Linked DNA regions of Mus musculus: region 2 is linked to region 1. Evidence: chromatin loops called from intact Hi-C (ENCODE). Cell type or tissue: gastrocnemius. All regions are shown on one strand.

The links. Hi-C counts contacts between places; a loop is a spot of excess contacts. Peaks named below come from ENCODE experiments on the same cell type or tissue, not always from the same donor. Only the 100,000 strongest peaks of a DNase experiment are listed, where the experiment ranks them.
Region 2: it touches region 1 in a loop (2.3-fold over the local background); 10 of 42 quality-filtered maps call a loop at or near these places.

What each region holds. Positions count from the first base shown.
Region 1 is chr5:136,564,074-136,572,073 of GRCm38, reverse strand. It overlaps Cux1 (cut-like homeobox 1), which reads left to right and starts at 4,584. Exons shown (of 23, transcript NM_001291234.1): 1 at 4,584-4,896. The coding sequence starts at 4,834. In gastrocnemius, CTCF peaks have their summits at 3,060 (motif pointing left), 4,498 and 5,653; DNase peaks (open chromatin) are centred at 5,600, 6,161, 6,487, 7,845 and 4 more places; H3K4me3 peaks cover 4,522 bases; H3K27ac peaks cover 3,618 bases.
Region 2 is chr5:136,463,863-136,471,862 of GRCm38, reverse strand. All of the region lies in intron 2 of Cux1 (cut-like homeobox 1), which reads left to right. Among named protein-coding and RNA genes, the nearest start is that of Gm16599, 75 kb to the right of the region's middle. In gastrocnemius, a CTCF peak has its summit at 4,080; DNase peaks (open chromatin) are centred at 4,055, 5,700, 7,573 and 7,943; H3K27ac peaks cover 5,122 bases.

The DNA of each region.
Region 1 (8,000 bases):
TCGGAACCCCTGGAGCTGGCATAACAGCTGGTTGTAAGTTGCCTGCCTGACATGGATGCTGGGAGCTGAACTCAGGTCCTCTGTAAGAGCAGCAAGTAGTCTCAGCCATTGAGTTGGCTTTTCTGCTCCCGTGGTGTAGTTTTTAAAGTTGTGCATTGTTTATGGTTAGAAGAAAAAATTTCACTTCTTTATCATTAGTGTGCATGTATGTATGTATGTATGTATGTATGTATGTATGTATGACATGTATGTGGGCATATGTGCCATGGCACACATGTGAAGTATGCATGTATGTGTGTATGACATGTATGTGGGCATATGTGTCATGGCACACATGTGAAGGTTAAACACAGTTTTTGGAGGTAGATTGCTCCAGTCACCTTGTGGGGCTTAGGGATCAAACTCGGGTTGTCAGGGCTTTTAGGGCAAGTGCCCTAAGCCACTAAGCCATCTCCTAGACTCTGCAGTGTTTCTAGTTGGATAGAAACTATTTAAAACCAGTTCTACTTTGGGTGTTAGAATAATAAGGAAAAGAATTAAGGCTTTGGAATGAGTAGCTTCACGGTTTTCCTTTGACACATATAGTTTAGAAGATTTTGGGGTTACTATGATGATTTTAGTCTGGTAAAGATTCCATATTATTACTCCATGTTTCTTGGAGAGAAAATGTATAGGGGAACAAATAAGAAATCAGTCCATAAAGATTGTTTCCCCCCTGAGAGATTAAGATTCTTTGAGGGAGCTTTCGTCTTGTTTTAAATAATGCCCTTCAATATGAGACATTTTTCAGTTTAGAAGAAAATCTTTCTTTTAGATAAGGTCTCGATTTGTAACTCTGGCTAGTCCTGACCTCAAGGTGTAGCCCAAGATGTCCTTGGATTTGTGACAGTCCTCCTGCCCCTGTCTCTCCTGGCTGAGTAGATAACAGGAATGCACCACCAAGCCCAGCTTGGAAAGCATTTCCTGACGGCTGATTCTTTTGAGGTGTCAGGTGCAGTTTAAAAGAACAGTGACTCCATTTGAGTCTGTCTTTAAAGACTCACACACTTGCATTTTGGGGAATATACTTAGGAAGGCTCAGTTTTGCAAGTATCACCCTACAGAGACTCACCAACTTTCCCCTTAATGGGTTTTATAAACTAAGCATGGATGCCATCCAGGGGAGACTCTTCAACCGGAGCAGAATAAGGAATGTTTGAGGTATGTTACAATGTTTCTTAGAGTTACTGCAACCACAATAGATTCTTGCAGATCCTTTACTGTTATTACTTGCCATTGTTGTTGGTCTTTGAGGCTGGGTCTCATAGAACAAGGCTGTCCTTGAATTCCCTATACATGACCATGAAAGTCTCCTCCTGCCTTTGCCTCCCGCTGGGGTGGCAGGTGTGCACCACCATGTCAGCTAACCCTATTTTATTTCACTGTTTTGGGTAATAATACAAGATCCACGGGGAAGAAACTGAGGATTTCTGGGCTCCTGCATCACCTACACAGTTTCCCTCTCTGGTGCTAAGCTGAAAAATAAAGGTACTAGGAATGGCTATCGTTTTGATCAGCTCTCTCGTTGGATGACAGGGGACTTATTTTGGGAAGCTTGGGATGGCAATTAGTCATGCATTGGGAACTGTGAGCGCTCTTCCCCTAAAGGGAGAAGCTAGACATTAAACAGAATGACTGAATGCCTCTGGATTGTTTTTCTTATGCTTCATTCAAAGTCATATCAATTATATGTGAAGCTTTTTTTCCTGCGTCAGAGCCATCCGTTCTCACAGTGGATTCTAGAAGGATGTGATCACTCATGTGTTGTCTTTGTGGGTGTCGATGGAGATAGAAGTCTTTAAACCCTTCCATTTAAAAAATATTTTAAGCAGTTCGTAACTTTGTAAATCCACAACATTCAGACACCAGTGGTCGTCCAGGTTTTACAGTACTTTGGGTGAGCATGAACTTGCAAGAAAAAACTAGTCTTTGAAATGCTTATAATTTGCTCTTTATTAAATTTTATTTATTAATTATGATGACGATGTGTGTGTGTGCCTGGTGTGTGCAGTGGGACACACGTCCCAGCTAGGGGGTAGACATCAGAGGACAATTCTATGGAGTCTCTTTTCCCTTCCTCCACGTGGATTTTGAGAATGGAACTCAAGCACACTTGTACAGCAAGCACTTTACCCACTGAGCCACCCCACCATCTCTAAGTTGTTCGTTTATGACTATACTTGTTCTAAACATCTTAAATGCGTTCTTTAAAATCTTGTCACAAGTCTTTGCATTATTATTTCATTCACTCAAGATAATTGTTGATTAGTGAATTATCTTTTGAAATGAGAACATTTTATTCCACTAGAGAAGTTATCTTAATTTTTTTTCTCCCCTCTTCCTGGCCGAGGGCAATAAAGTCTGTACAACCCCCAAACTCTGTTAGGAGAAATCTAAAATTTATTTAAATAAAGCTTAAGCTCTGGGCCTCCCAATGTCAGCCAGGTTAACATGCAAAAGTATAAACATAACTAGAAACGGAACAATTGTATTTAATACCCGTCAAACTTATATCTAAAATATTGCCATGGATTCAGAACTCTGAATTCCAACCAGATGTCTTTCCCCACTATTACACAGGTCATATATATTTCAGTTTTTAAAGTTCAAACCCAGGGGATCGACAGCATAATTAGATTGAGAACATCTGTGGTAAATCCATACCATTTCTCCGATCGTTCCCCACGAGAGGAAATTTGCTTGTTTTAATGCTCCTGCCCATTTTGTCTAGCCACCTTTAGGTCAAATTTTGCCGTTCTTGCTGGCCACCGCACAAACGTAGATGGCCTTTAAAATGCAAGATAGGGAGAAACGGGTAAGCTCTAGGAAGCTTTAGGTGGCAAAGGAATTGCTTCCCGCCTGGATCTCGGTCAGGGTGTGGCCAAGTACGAGGAGCTGGGGTGGGCACGAGCATTGGGGCAGTGGTGTGTGTGTGTGTGTGTGTGTGTGTGGGGGGGGGGGGTACCCTGAGGACCCGAGTGTCGGGGAGCCGCTGCCCTCTACTGGGCGGTGCGAATGGAGCTGCAGCACGGGCGCCCGCGCGTTCCGGCTCCGGCGCCTGACTCCCTTGCAGCTCGCGGTCACCCGAGGTCCGCAGTGTCCCGCCTGGCGCCGCGTCACGGCATCCAGACTTGAGGTTGGCTCTGCGCCTCCTGACGCCCGCGCGCTCCCACGCACCTGCTTCGGGTGGCTTCTGCCCCTCAAAGGCTGCGACTTGGGAGTGCAGCCCGGTCCCGACCGCTGCATGGACACAGAGGCTTTTGGGTGCAGTTGCAAGACCCGGGAACACTTGTATTCTTTAAATCTCGGGGGGACTTTCATTTCCAACCTCGTTCTCCAAAAATATCGATCTCACCGCAACCGAATAACGCTAAGCCCTCAAACTTGGCTCAGAGAGCAATTATTTTCTACTGTCATGTTTGGTGTTCCATACAGACGTTATTTACATATAATTTTCAAGATTAAGGAATTTAGGGATTTGTCTTAACTAATTACACGTTCACCGAAGTGCAGCAAAGTGAAAACACTGTGTTCCTACTGTAAACGCAAACTCTCTGGTGTGAATAAATCCATTAAAGATGACGATCCTGAAACGCGTGCTTTGGGTCTAGAAGGAAATGTAAAGAGAACTTCCTTCCCCCCACTCCCGGTTTAAATGTGAGCGTTTTTGTTTTTTTTTTTTTTTCTTCTTCAAAACTTAGGAACGAGCGCTCAGTTTCAAGTGCACTGCACGCTCTCAAACTTTCTGCCTGCAAAGACGGAGGCGCGGAGTTGTGTGAACCCCAGAGGAAGTTTCTGGGGTTGTGTCGCAGAAGCATGGTTGGGACAGAGTTGTGCTCCAAGACTTGCCCCAGTCCTGGCGGACGCTGGAGCGGCTCTGAAGGGTGGGGAGGCCGTCGCCACTCGCTGATGTGTCCCGGTGCAAGTTGGGGATTGCAACGGAATGTGTAGGACGTGAATGGGAGTCGCGGCGGCAGCAGCCGCAGGCTCCAAGGCTTGGTGGTCAACCCCCTCCGCCCCCTTTACCACGACACAATTGCACTTCCTTGAATATGAAACACTGTTCACGACCGCTGTGGTCTGGAGGTCCCCCAGCTGGAGCGCATAGGGGAGCGGAGTGAGGTCACCCGCAGCCCCGGCGCGCGGGCTGGCCGGTGGGGTCCCGACCGCCGGCTGTGCAGGTGGGCTCCGCTCGCTCCACCGCGCGCACCGTGCGAAAGAGCGCAGCGCCCGCGCCCCGCTGCCGCAGCGCAGCCCACTGTCCTCAGGCGCGCAGAGCGAGGGGCACCTTATCCTAAAGCGCTGGCCACCGGCGACCGCGACCTTCCCGGGGGCGGGGGTGTTGGGGAGGGAGGGCGCCCTTTAGGTGAGCTGCGGGGTCCGGAGGAGACCCCGCAGCGCCCCCTCGAGGCCGGGCCGCCGTAGGGTCGCAGCGCGGCCTGGGAGGGGGGCTTGTGGCGGGGCGCGCGGGAAAAAGGGTGAGGGGTCGCGAGGGCCCCGGATGCCCGCGCTCGGGCTGTGGAGAGAGAGCGCGGCGCGCGCGCGTCAAGGCTGCCGCCGCCGCCGCCGCCGCGTTTCCCTCAGGCTTCGGACTCCATGGCTGAGGCGGTGGCGGCGGCGGCGGCGGCAGCGGCGGCGGCGCCGTGAGGAGGAAGGAGTCCGCGTCCGCGGTGGCTGAGGCGGCGGCCGGCTCCAGGCCGGGTTTTGGCGCCCGCCCGCCTGCTGCCTCCTGGCGGCTCCTGAACTCCAGCCCCCTCTCTATCAGCCTCTCACTCCGTCTCAATATGTCTCAAGATGGCGGCCAATGTGGGATCGATGTTTCAATATTGGAAGCGCTTTGATTTACAGCAGCTGCAGGTCAGGCTTCTCGGCGCTCGGCCTCGCGCCCGGGGGGTGAGGGCTGCGGGCGGTCGCGGCCTCCCTCAGGAAGGAGGGTGACACTCCGGGCTGCCAGGGCCCTGGCGGGGGTGCTGAGGCGACGGGGGAAAGCAGGAGGGGGGTGCCGGGAGAAGAGCGGGGCCGAGTCGGCGGCGAGTCCCTCGGGCTCCCCGGCTCTCATTGATCACTCGGCTTGATCAGAAATTGATCCTCTTTGTTCAATTCATCGATCAGCCCAAGATGGCGCCGGAGCCGCCAGCCGCCACCAACATCTTTGCCCCCCGGTGTCTGCCCCCTTCAACCCCGGAGGGTGTCTTCCTCCCCACCATCATCGCCATCATCATCCTCATCGTCCTCTCCGCCGCCGCCGCCTACCCCGCGCGCTGTCGTTGTCGCGGGACCCTGGTGGAGAGGAGGGGGGAGCGGCGGTCCCCCCCCCCCACGGGGGCTCAGTGGGAACTCGCGCGCGCTAAAGAGGGGGACGCGCCACGGGGTGGCTCTGGAGGGGTGGCAGGGCTGCAAAGAAGGGGAGCTGCGGGACGCTAGTCCCCCTCGCGCCAGTCACGTCCTTCCTTCCCCCCGGCTCAGCCCCGTCGTATTCCCGGGGAAAGTTTGTGGGGAGTTGCTGGTGGGGGGTGAAGCGCCTGTCTCTCTCTCTCTCTCTCTTTCCTCTGTCTCCTGGAGGAGAGAGTCGCGGACCGCCGCCGCCGCCGCCGCCACTGCCCCGCCGGCGCGGCGGAGCTGGAGCTGGTGGCGCTGTGGTGCCGCCGGCTCCGGGGGAGGGTCAGATCGGCCACCGGCGGCTGGCGGCGGTGGCGGCGACGGCCAGGCTGGCGGGTGGCCCCTTGTCGTGAAGACGGCGGGTGGCTTGGAGCTCCTGGCTGCTCCTTGATCGTTCCCCTTGGGCCCAGCTGCCACCATTCCTCTTTCCACTACTCCCGTAAGGGATTGTCAACCGGTGTCGCCCCGGCCAGGGCACCGGCTACCCGGTGTGGCGGGTCCCTCCCCCACCCCGTTTGTTTACGTCCCGGGGCCAACCCGCAAGCCCCGCGCTCTTTTGTGTGTCTTCTGCGTGAAAGTGACTGCGGAGCTGGATCTGTCCCCCTTTTTTGCGCCCGGGGACTTCCCCGGGAAGGGGTTGTGGGGGAAGCTTTGGAAGGGAAAAACTTGGCTTGCGGGGGGACACCGGTGGGTCGCGCAGAGTGCGGGATCGGCCCGGGAGAAGGGAAAAGGTGCGGGAGAAAGGCTGCAACTTTCCACCGAGCGCAGGCCGCTGCGTGACCCGGTCTCGGAGCGCTTTTCCTCCGGGGTCACCGATCGGTGCAGCCAGACTTAGCTGCGTGTCTCAGGGACTTCCAGGGCTCCCCCCTCGGTGACCGATAGCTTGCATCACTCCAGCCCCTCACTCTTTTTCGCGAGGGGTGTGTTCTGTCCTCTCTGCAAAGGGGCCCCAGGAGTTATGGAGCGCGCGTCAGGTCCGCTCCGAGCTGCCTTCTCCAGCCCGGTTCTCGAAAGCAAAGCCCCGGGGGCCCCGCTGGACTGTAAGGAGACTGATTGTGGTTCCTCGTCGCCTCGAGGGGATGGTATCGGGGCTTCCCAATCCGCGGCGGAGCTGCCTGCGTGCCCAGAGGATGCTATTCTGCCTGCCACCCCTCATCGGAACCAGCTGCTCGCCCTCGGGGTCCTCCCTGCTAGTGCTAGCTCCGCGTTCGCGGCGCCTGGACAGCCCCAGGATTCTGCCAGGTGGATGTTGTGCGTAGCCGGAGCCAAGTTGAAGGTGAGCGGCAAGTGAGCCCTCAGAGCTTTGATCACTGGGAACACCAGAGAGATGGGACAGTCTTGTGGTCCATAGAGGCAGCCTTGCCCTCTGTGTGTGTGTGTGTGTGTGTGTGTGTGTGATCTTCCATAACATCTCTAGGGAACCGCCTTTGCTCCCAACTCTAAAGTGTGCTTGAACATGAACTTGAGTGAACTTTTCTAAGCCGGAGGACTGGTGATATTTATTAACCCACAGCACCCTTAGGAGTCTGAAACAAACGAACTCCACATGTAGGCCTGCAGGAAAGGAAGGCGATTGGATTGAAACATCTATAGGTGGAGTGAAACAACTTAACTGTGCTTGCTTTTTCTGCTCTTGCCTACGTGAGGACGATAAGGCAGACTCATGCTCGTTATGAAATTTCCTCCCATTGCTCTCTTAACTAGGAAGACTATGTGAAATATGTATTTCTGATAAGATTAAAGCTTAAAGAAGTTTTGAGTATTTATTGACTAAAATGGATTACACCATAGTCTATTGTGTAAATTAGATTCCTGAATGTAATGAACACCGCCGGATGGCATTTTTTGATTAATTGGTCTACCCTATTTTAGTAAAAATAGCTCCCTTTTACCATAATTTAATTCCTGTGCTTACTGTAAAACCCGTTGTGGAATTTTAAGAAACCTTAATTCCCCCCCCCACCCCACCCCCATGTGACATCCTAGTTTAATATCAATAAAGTTCTTTTATTGCACATTACCAAAGGCGGCCAGAAAAATGATTTTGGAGTTATTAGAGTTTATGAACTGGGTGTATATTAGTGTCGTCCCCCCCCCCCAATGGATTAGCATTCTTGGGGATCTTGAGGATATTTAAGCAAATGGCTTCATGGCTTCATTGAAAGTTTACCTTATGGCTGATGTGAATGAACTTCATTTTGATCTTAAAGTAACAACAAAGAAAACATTTAGTTTAAACTCTGTTCTTGTTACAGAGTCTGTTGCCTTTTGGTAGGTAATGATTTGGCTGAAAGTGGTTTCAACTGCTTCCCCGGATGGAGTTGGAAAGCTTTACTTGACTGTGGAATGCCAAAGGCCCAGTGTGAGTCTGGACAGCTCCTTTACCTGCAAAGGGGGCCGGGGATTTTGAGTTGGTATCTGGTTAAGGTTCCTCTGTTCTCGCAGATGTGAGCTGGAGATTTTGGGTGAGTGACCCTGAGAGCTTAGGTCTTGCTGAGCAGAAGGAGTGGCTTAGGTCTAGGTAAGGAGCCATAGGACTCTGCACTCTGGAGGGCCATGTCCTTATTCCCCTGCTTCTTGGG
Region 2 (8,000 bases), 100 kb after region 1:
GTTTTAAACAGGAATAGAATGCTCAAGAGTTGTTCATGTAATTATGATTGACTCAGAACATTTCATCCTCCCCCCTTTTCCCTCTCCCTGTCTTCCTTCTTTCTTTCCTTTTTCCTCTTTCCCTTCTTTCTTCCTCCTCTCCTTTCTTCTTTGCTTCCTCTTCCTTCCTGTTTTTCCTTTTTCTCCTTCCTTCCATCCTTCTCTCTCCCTACTTTCCCTCCTTCCCCTCCCTCCCTCCTTTCATCTGAATTCAAATTCCTAAGGCATCCAGAAATGACCTTGAATTCTTGGTCCTTTTGCCTCTGCCTTCTGAGTGCTGGGATTGGAGGTATGTGCCATCCAACTCCAGCTGAGACTTTGTAATTTTTAACCAAGCATTGGAAAATAACCATTATCGGCTGAGGACATTGCTCAGCAGAGCATTTGCCTTAGATTGACTCAGAACATTTCATCCTCCCCCTTTTCCCTCTCCCTGTCTTCCTTCTTTCTTTCCTTTTTCCTCTTTCCCTTCTTTCTTCCTCCTCTCCTTTCTTCTTTGCTTCCTCTTCCTTCCTGTTTTTCCTTTTTCTCCTTCCTTCCATCCTTCTCTCTCCCTACTTTCCCTCCTTCCCCTCCCTCCCTCCCTCTGCTGAGGACATTGCTCAGCAGAGCATTTCCCCGCCCCCAAGTGAGGAGTTAGGGGTGTGGTTTACTGGTGGAGCACCTACTTAGAATCCCCAGGGAAGGGCTGAAGGGCAGCTTAACACTAGAGCCCCTGCCTTGCCTTAGGTCCCATCTCCAGCACTAGAAGACAAAAACAAACCCCAAACATTATGTCTTCTAATCATGACTTAGAAAAACTTGATAGAGTTTTGCTGCTTTGAATCATCATAATAGTAATCAAAAATAATAATAAGTCCTTGCTTTTCTTGTGTAAAAGTTTTAAAAGTAACTTATGGGTTGTTAAAAAGCCATGTATGGTTTGTGAGGAAGTTTGCTTTGTTTGGGTTCCCCCCTCCTGTCCCCCACACCTTGACTGGTTAATGATGTTTTCATCTCCAGCCTGCCTCAGCCCTTGAGCTCACCCTGAGAAGCCTTCCTATAAGCATGGCCTCCTCACTCTGAAGCACAAATGCACTCAATTGTTCCTGAGATTGTCCTAGCTTGGCTCAGCATTGCACACTTGCCATCGATGCACTTGGGAGGCTGAGGCAGGAGGATGGGGCACTCTAGGTCAGCCTAGGTAAAACCCCATCTCAAGGAAACAAAACAAGAACACAAACCAACAATGGGCCTGTGTCGGGCACGTTCAGAGTATAACTGGTCCCTATGGCCGATATGTTAGCTTGGTAGATAGATTGGGAAGTTTGCCCTTCTACCACCAAAGGTAGGGATTAAAAGTATCTGACATCATTTTGTTTATTTTAAAAATAGCTTATTTGATTTTTTTTCTTTGTGGATTGTTTTAGCCTGTTTTGCAATTCTGGGGGTTGCATTAAAACCTTGAATGTGCTAACTTTCTATTTTTTTTTTTTAGTATACGGGGTCTTAGCATGTAGCTCAGACTGGCCTTACCCTTGCTCTGTAGCCCAGTCTATCCTTACACTCTTGATCTTCCTGCCACTCTAATGCCAGAATTACACTTCATTGAATTTCTGTGTGTGTGTACATGTATACACATGAATGTATACGTGTCTGAACATTCATGTTCAAGTAGAGTTTAGATGAAAACCTCCAGTGTTAGATGGGGTTTTTGTTATTTAGCCCTGCATACAACAGACTGGGTCCAGCATTCCTGGAGTTTCTCCTTGTCTTGCTGTAGGGATGCTAGGATTACAGATGTGTGCTGCCACACCCTGCTCTGTGCTCAGATCCTCATGCTTTCATGTCACTCTCTGTACCCACTAAACTCTTTCCCTGCCCAGTTTTGGTTTTCTGAGACAAGGTCTTCCATGTAGCTTTGGACTTGCTATGTTCCTGCCTCAGCTTCCTGGTGCTGATTTTCTCCTTATAGTACTTGGTTTTCCTTGTTATTTGATCAACAGAGGTGTTTATTCTGGCTGCAATGCCTGAGAAACATTCATTTGTATTCAAAATGTGTCTTTTTTAGAAGTTTCAGGGGGTGATATTTATGATTTATTCACTGGCAAGATACAGGGCTTCTCAAGTTTGTTTCAGCTCTGTGCCACTTCTGCCCAGGACCTGAAGCAGCACTGTGTCTGTTGCTGTGGATGGCAGACACATTTATGGCCCTGTGTGATGTTTTCTTCCAACTGCTAATGCACTGTCTGCTCATTTCCCCATCATTCCCTGTCCCCGGGCCACTGGTTCCCTGTTGTAGAGACTCTCTAGCCATGTCTCTGAAAGAGCTTCCAGCAGGGGAAAGTGCTGTGCCAGAGGCTGGAGAAGGGAAGCAGAGGTGTTTATTGACCCAGAGACTCCTTCCAGCTTTCCCTACTAGTTCTTTTCCAAAGCAAACTGGTGGTTTTCTTCAAGTCAGCTATGGCCAAAATATAGCAGGATCTGCTGTGTGTTCTTTACAAGGAGAGGAGCAAGCATGCCACATGGCTCTGGGGGAAGGAAGAAGCTGGTGTGTGAGGGGACAGGCTAGCAAGGACAGTGGTGAGGACATCTAAGTGACAGTGAAGGACAAGCTAGACTTGAGATGAAGGCAGCTCTGCATCCTCTAGTCAGTATCCTGGCTGGCTGTTGCTGCTACCCACAGGGCAGTGGGCAGGGTGGTCTGTTGTGTTAGTGATGAGCCATAGGGGCTGGGGAATATAGCTTAATGATACAGCATTTGCCTAGAATTTGGCAGTGAGGGGGCGAGGGCTTGGTTCAGCAGTAGAGCACTTTGTGAAGTTCTACTGTGTAAGCAAGGCTATACTGGAACTTACTATCGTCCTGCCTCAGCTTCCTGAGTGCTTCTGTTATAGGCCTGTGTGTGTGTGTGTGTGTGTGTGTGTATGCCCAGCCATGGGGAGTGACATTTTACATTTAAAAACATGTGTTTAGGGATATTTGGAGGGGGGGCACACATGTGTTGTAGCTCAGGTTTGGGGGTCAGGGTATTAGTTTTTAGAGCCAGTGCAGGCCTTCTACCATGTAGATTCTGAGTATCAAACTTAGGTCTTCAAGGGATGGTGGCAACTGCCGGTACCCACTGAGCCATGTTGCTTGCCAGGGAGTGATGAGTCAAATTGTGCTTATCTCAGAATCCCCAACCTGCATCTACCGTACCCCAGCAGGATTAAAGCTATATGTCCTCACCCCTGCTTAGTGACCTGATAGACTAGTGGTGGGCCTGGCCTCTCTGGTTACCTGGCTCAAGTATACTCACTTTTGAGTGTGAACTGTTTTCATGAAGGTTGAGAGTTTCCTGAGGGGAAAACTGGCTTGTTTCTCTTCTTGTGCAATGAGGAGAAAGAAAATGGTTTGCCAATGATTGTCCAGAGAAATGTACCCAGAGACAGGCTCCCCGCTCCTGTGGGGACATGGCAGAAGAGGACCACAGCTGCTGTGAGACCAGGCCCTCTGCTTGCTGTGTCCTTGGGCTTTTAGATCTCCTCTTGTATTTACTTATGTCCTGACTGAATTCCTCTACTCACCCAGGCACCTGTGTGTGTTTTCTCTTGAGCTTCTGAGCTCTAGGAAGGTTGGGACACCTCAGATCCTCCCAAGTCCGTGATTCAGCACATTAATGCTCCACGAGCACTTGTGCTTGCTGCGTGCCATTAACCTTATATTTCTGGATTGATCCACCTCCTCCCTGGTCAAGAGTGCTCTTGAATAGATAAAGCTGTCATAGCTGTCTTAGTATGAATAAGATACTTGTCCTGTTCTTCAAGAGCAGACTTGTATTCAGAATGGGATAATTCTTGCTCAGAGCCACACAGCCATTCAGTCGTGTTAGTGAGCCAGGACTCATGTGGAAGAGTCCAGTATCTCCGTGGTCAACAACTCCCCCTGTTTGTTTTCACACTGCAGATTTGAAAAGTCAGAAGGGAAAGGGCAGTGTGCCGGGCTTCCTAGAGGCAGGTGGCTCTTTTAAAGCTGGGTCTTGTTATTGCCAGCTTGACCTCGTTTCCATGGAAGCAGCCAGCAGGGGCAGCTTGTTCCTATCAGCCTGGGGCCCAGTGGAGCCTCAGCCCCTGACAGGCTCTAGGACTGGCCCTCTCTCTGGCTCATGAGAGGGAGATCCAAATGGCCATGGAGCCTCTCTCCTCCCACTCCTATTGTAGAGGTTTATACCTGAAGGAAGAACTAGGGACTATGTAGTGCCATGCTTTGCCCCAGACTTGTGTGGGTTGGGCTTCCTTTCTCTTTCTGCCCTGGGACACCTCCTGTGTGGGCCGTGCTCAGAGGTGTGTGGGTTCTCTGGAGAGTAGAGGGCTTTTCTTACAGTCTCAGTCTCGTCTTTGTCTCTCTGTCTATCTGTCTGTTTCTCTCTCTCTCTTTCTGTTTGGATTTGTCTTATATATGTGTTTCTATACAGTGCGTTGGAGGTTGCCGACAGGTGGTTTTTCTTTGTCTCTCTGTCTATCTGTCTGTTTCTCTCTCTCTCTTTCTGTTTGGATTTGTCTTATATATGTGTTTCTATACAGTGCGTTGGAGGTTGCCGACAGGTGGTTTTTCTTTGTCTCTCTGTCTATCTGTCTGTTTCTCTCTCTCTCTTTCTGTTTGGATTTGTCTTATATATGTGTTTCTATACAGTGCGTTGGAGGTTGCCGACAGGTGGTTTTTGGAACAAGGTTTCCCACTTCACCTGGAGCTCCCTGTCTCAGCTAGCCAGCCCACCAAGCCCAGGGGCCTGCCTGTCTCTGTCGGGGTGACCACCACAGCTAGGTTTGTATGTGGGTGCTGAGTATCAAACTGAAGTTTTAGCAGGATCTTTACCTACTAAGGCTCCATCCCTGCCCCACCCCTACCCCCCAGATACAGTCTTTAGAAAATTTTGCATTGTTATTTATTTTATTTTTTTAAAAACATTTTTTACATTCATTTAGTGTGTGTGTGTGTGTGTGTGTGAGTGTCTCTGTGTGTGTCTGTGTGTGTAGTGTGTGTGTGTCTGTGTCTGTGTGTGTGTGTGTATGTAGGTGCATGCTCACTGCAGTGCCCTTGTGGATGTCAGATAACAACTTGGGGCAAGCTGGTTCTTTCCTTCTCCTGTGTTCCCATGTGAGTCCTGAGGACCAACCCAGATTGTCAGACTTGATGGCAAGCCCCTTTATAGGTTGAGCCGGCTTGCTAGCCCAAATTCTATACTTTAATTTACCCCTTTGAAGTTTGTGAGTGTATCTATGGGTTCTGAGGAGTATTTGCATGGTTAAGTTCCAGAAGTGCCTGTAAACCTTAAAAGAGCAGAGAGCACTAGGAACGGCTTGTTAAACTACAGACAAGGGAAAGGGTTCTGTCCTGCACCCACCCCCACCTCCAACGCACATACTGTTTTACTGAAAATTATCAAACATGCCAGTACATTGTCTCCTGGGTCTGTTTTTGCATTCGTTAAGGTAGAAACATCCACAACTTCTGTTCCAGTAGGTGGAGAAAGACTTAAATCCTAGAAGCACTGCTCATCTACCTTTTTAGGGTATTACAGGTTTAGCTTGAGGGCTGGAAGATGTCCAGAAAAGTATGACTCAGGGAGAAAAAGACTACTCCCAAAGCACGCAGGGTGGAGTGTCAGGGCCAGCACAGTAACATTCCCAGTGGGGAGACCGGCTGTCTGCAGAGCGGAGACACTAGGGCATAGATTTGCTTTCACAGAACAAGTGAAACGGAACAAAAGGGTTTTTTTTTTTTTTTTTTTTCTTTGACTTCTCATTCTCAGAGGCCCAGTTTCTGCAGGTGTGTGTTTTGCTGACACCTCGTCCTCCGTGTTATTTCAGACGAAGTTCACTTCAACAGTATCTCCACCCCACTCCCACCCCAACTAACTGGCTGCAGAAAGGAGACATTCTGTCGCCCCTGTCCCCTGCCAGCCTACTGACGTTAGGCAGAAAGTAAGCAGTACGTCTCCCTCCAGTGCACTTGTTTGAGGGTTTCCCCTCCTTGTTTTCCTTTCTTCTTGGCCAGCCAAAGCCTCTTGTAGAATGGAGCCATCATGGGACAGTACTACCTTCTCCTCAAGTCAAAAGCAGCTGATGTTCTGCCCACCACTGCTCCCAGTTGCATCCTCTCTTCCATTCTCTCGTTCCCGGCATAGAGGAAGCAGCTCAGCAAGAGCACAGCCTTGCTTTACTGGCTGCTGGTAGATCACTTTAGCTTTTCCATTCCTCATTCAGCTCAGCTGGGAGTCTGTTCCTCCCACAACTGGCCACGATGACTAATGAGGCCACATCCGTGGTCAGTGCGGCATCATATTCTGCATGGAGGTGCCTGATGGAGGCACTCTCCTCCTTATCTTGATAAGGCTCACACCAAGGAAAGAAGGTGAGCTATTCATGTCCAGCTAAGCCAGCAGTAGTTGTTTCTCTGTGCTCATTTGTCTGCCCAGCACTTCTATGGGCACTCACTGGGCTAGCCTTCATGTTCTCTGGTGAGTGAGTACTTTTCAGTGACAAGTGTCACAAGCAGGGCATACAATAAGGACTTATGCTCAGCACCACCCAGAGCAAGAGGAATAATTTTGCCAGGAGTAAGTCTATATTGTGTCCTTTCCTATGAGGTTTTGGTTATAAAAATGGCATTGGTCATTTTCTAAGTTCTGAATGTAATCTACTCTCTTAAGACAAGATTTCATATAGCCCCGAATAACCTTGAGCTCTCCATGTAGCTAAGGCTAACCTTGACCTCCTGACCCTCCTGCCTTTGCCTTGCAAGTGCTGAGGTTACTAAGGTTACCGGTGTGTACCAGTACACCAGCCCCCCTCCCTTTTTGAGACAGATGACACCGGCATGTAAATCTAACTGCTCAGAAGACTGGGGCAGCAGGCTTGAGAGTTTAAGGCCTGTCTGGGAAATTTAGTGAGAGCCCATTACAAATAAAAGTTAAAGAAAGAAAGCACAGTGGTAGACTTCTTGCCTAAAATCTGCCAGCGAAGGGCTAGAAGTATAGCTCAGGGGTAGAGCCCTTGCCTTGAAGGCAGGCACTCCACCAATGAGCTGCACCCCTAGCTCTTGCTTTTGTTCTTTAGGCCATCTGTCTTTAGGATTTACCATCCCAGTATGGAGTCTGCAGGCTTCCCAGAGGGCATATGGGGTATTTAGTTTACTACTGGAGAAGTCAGTGTGCCCTCTTGCCCACTGTTCTCCTTTAAAGGTTTCAGGGTCTCAAGGTATGTGATCATGATCCTCTTCCTGGAGCTGGTCCTGGGGGAGGAAGGGTTGGTCACAGTCTGCTGTTTCTGATCCTCAGAGCTAAGACCAGAAGAACAGAGCAAACCCAGTTTGCTGAACTCAGTTCCTGGTTTACTGCCGAGAAGGGAAACAGTTACTGATGTATTTCAGTTGCCTCTGACTTCCTGTTCTTTGGATTTTTGTCAGTTTTAGTTAGGAGTTTCTTCATGTTTATTTACAAAGACTTTGGGAAACTGTGTTGAAGAGGGAATCCCTCTCTGCCTGGATCTGTGCCAGACACTGGGGATAGGTTCTGAGCAAAAGTTGGATTCTTGGTAGGATGTGCAGGCAGCCTGACTTGCCCAAAGTGCTACTGCATCCTGAGGGTAGGAGAGGGAGAGAGTACACAGTTCTTAACCCAGGCTGGGACGATGGATTGGTTCTAGGCTGAGCCTTGCTCAAGGTTGTGAACATGCCTCACATGGATATAGTGCAAGAGTCCACAGGAAGCTTGATGTTTCCCAGTAGCTGTGGCTAAGAGGATGAAGCTTGGAAGTAAGTAACAATGCAGTTGTGGGCTTAGAAGGGGGCGTCACAGGACATGAGGAAGATGCCCATGACCAAGAACGAGCTTGGTGATGAAAAGAAGATGCAGACTGAGGTACCCCAGAAAGTCTTTGGGGCAGGTGTTCAGGATTCCAGCTGGGCAGCTGCCAGGGTTTGGAAGAGCACAGAGTGGG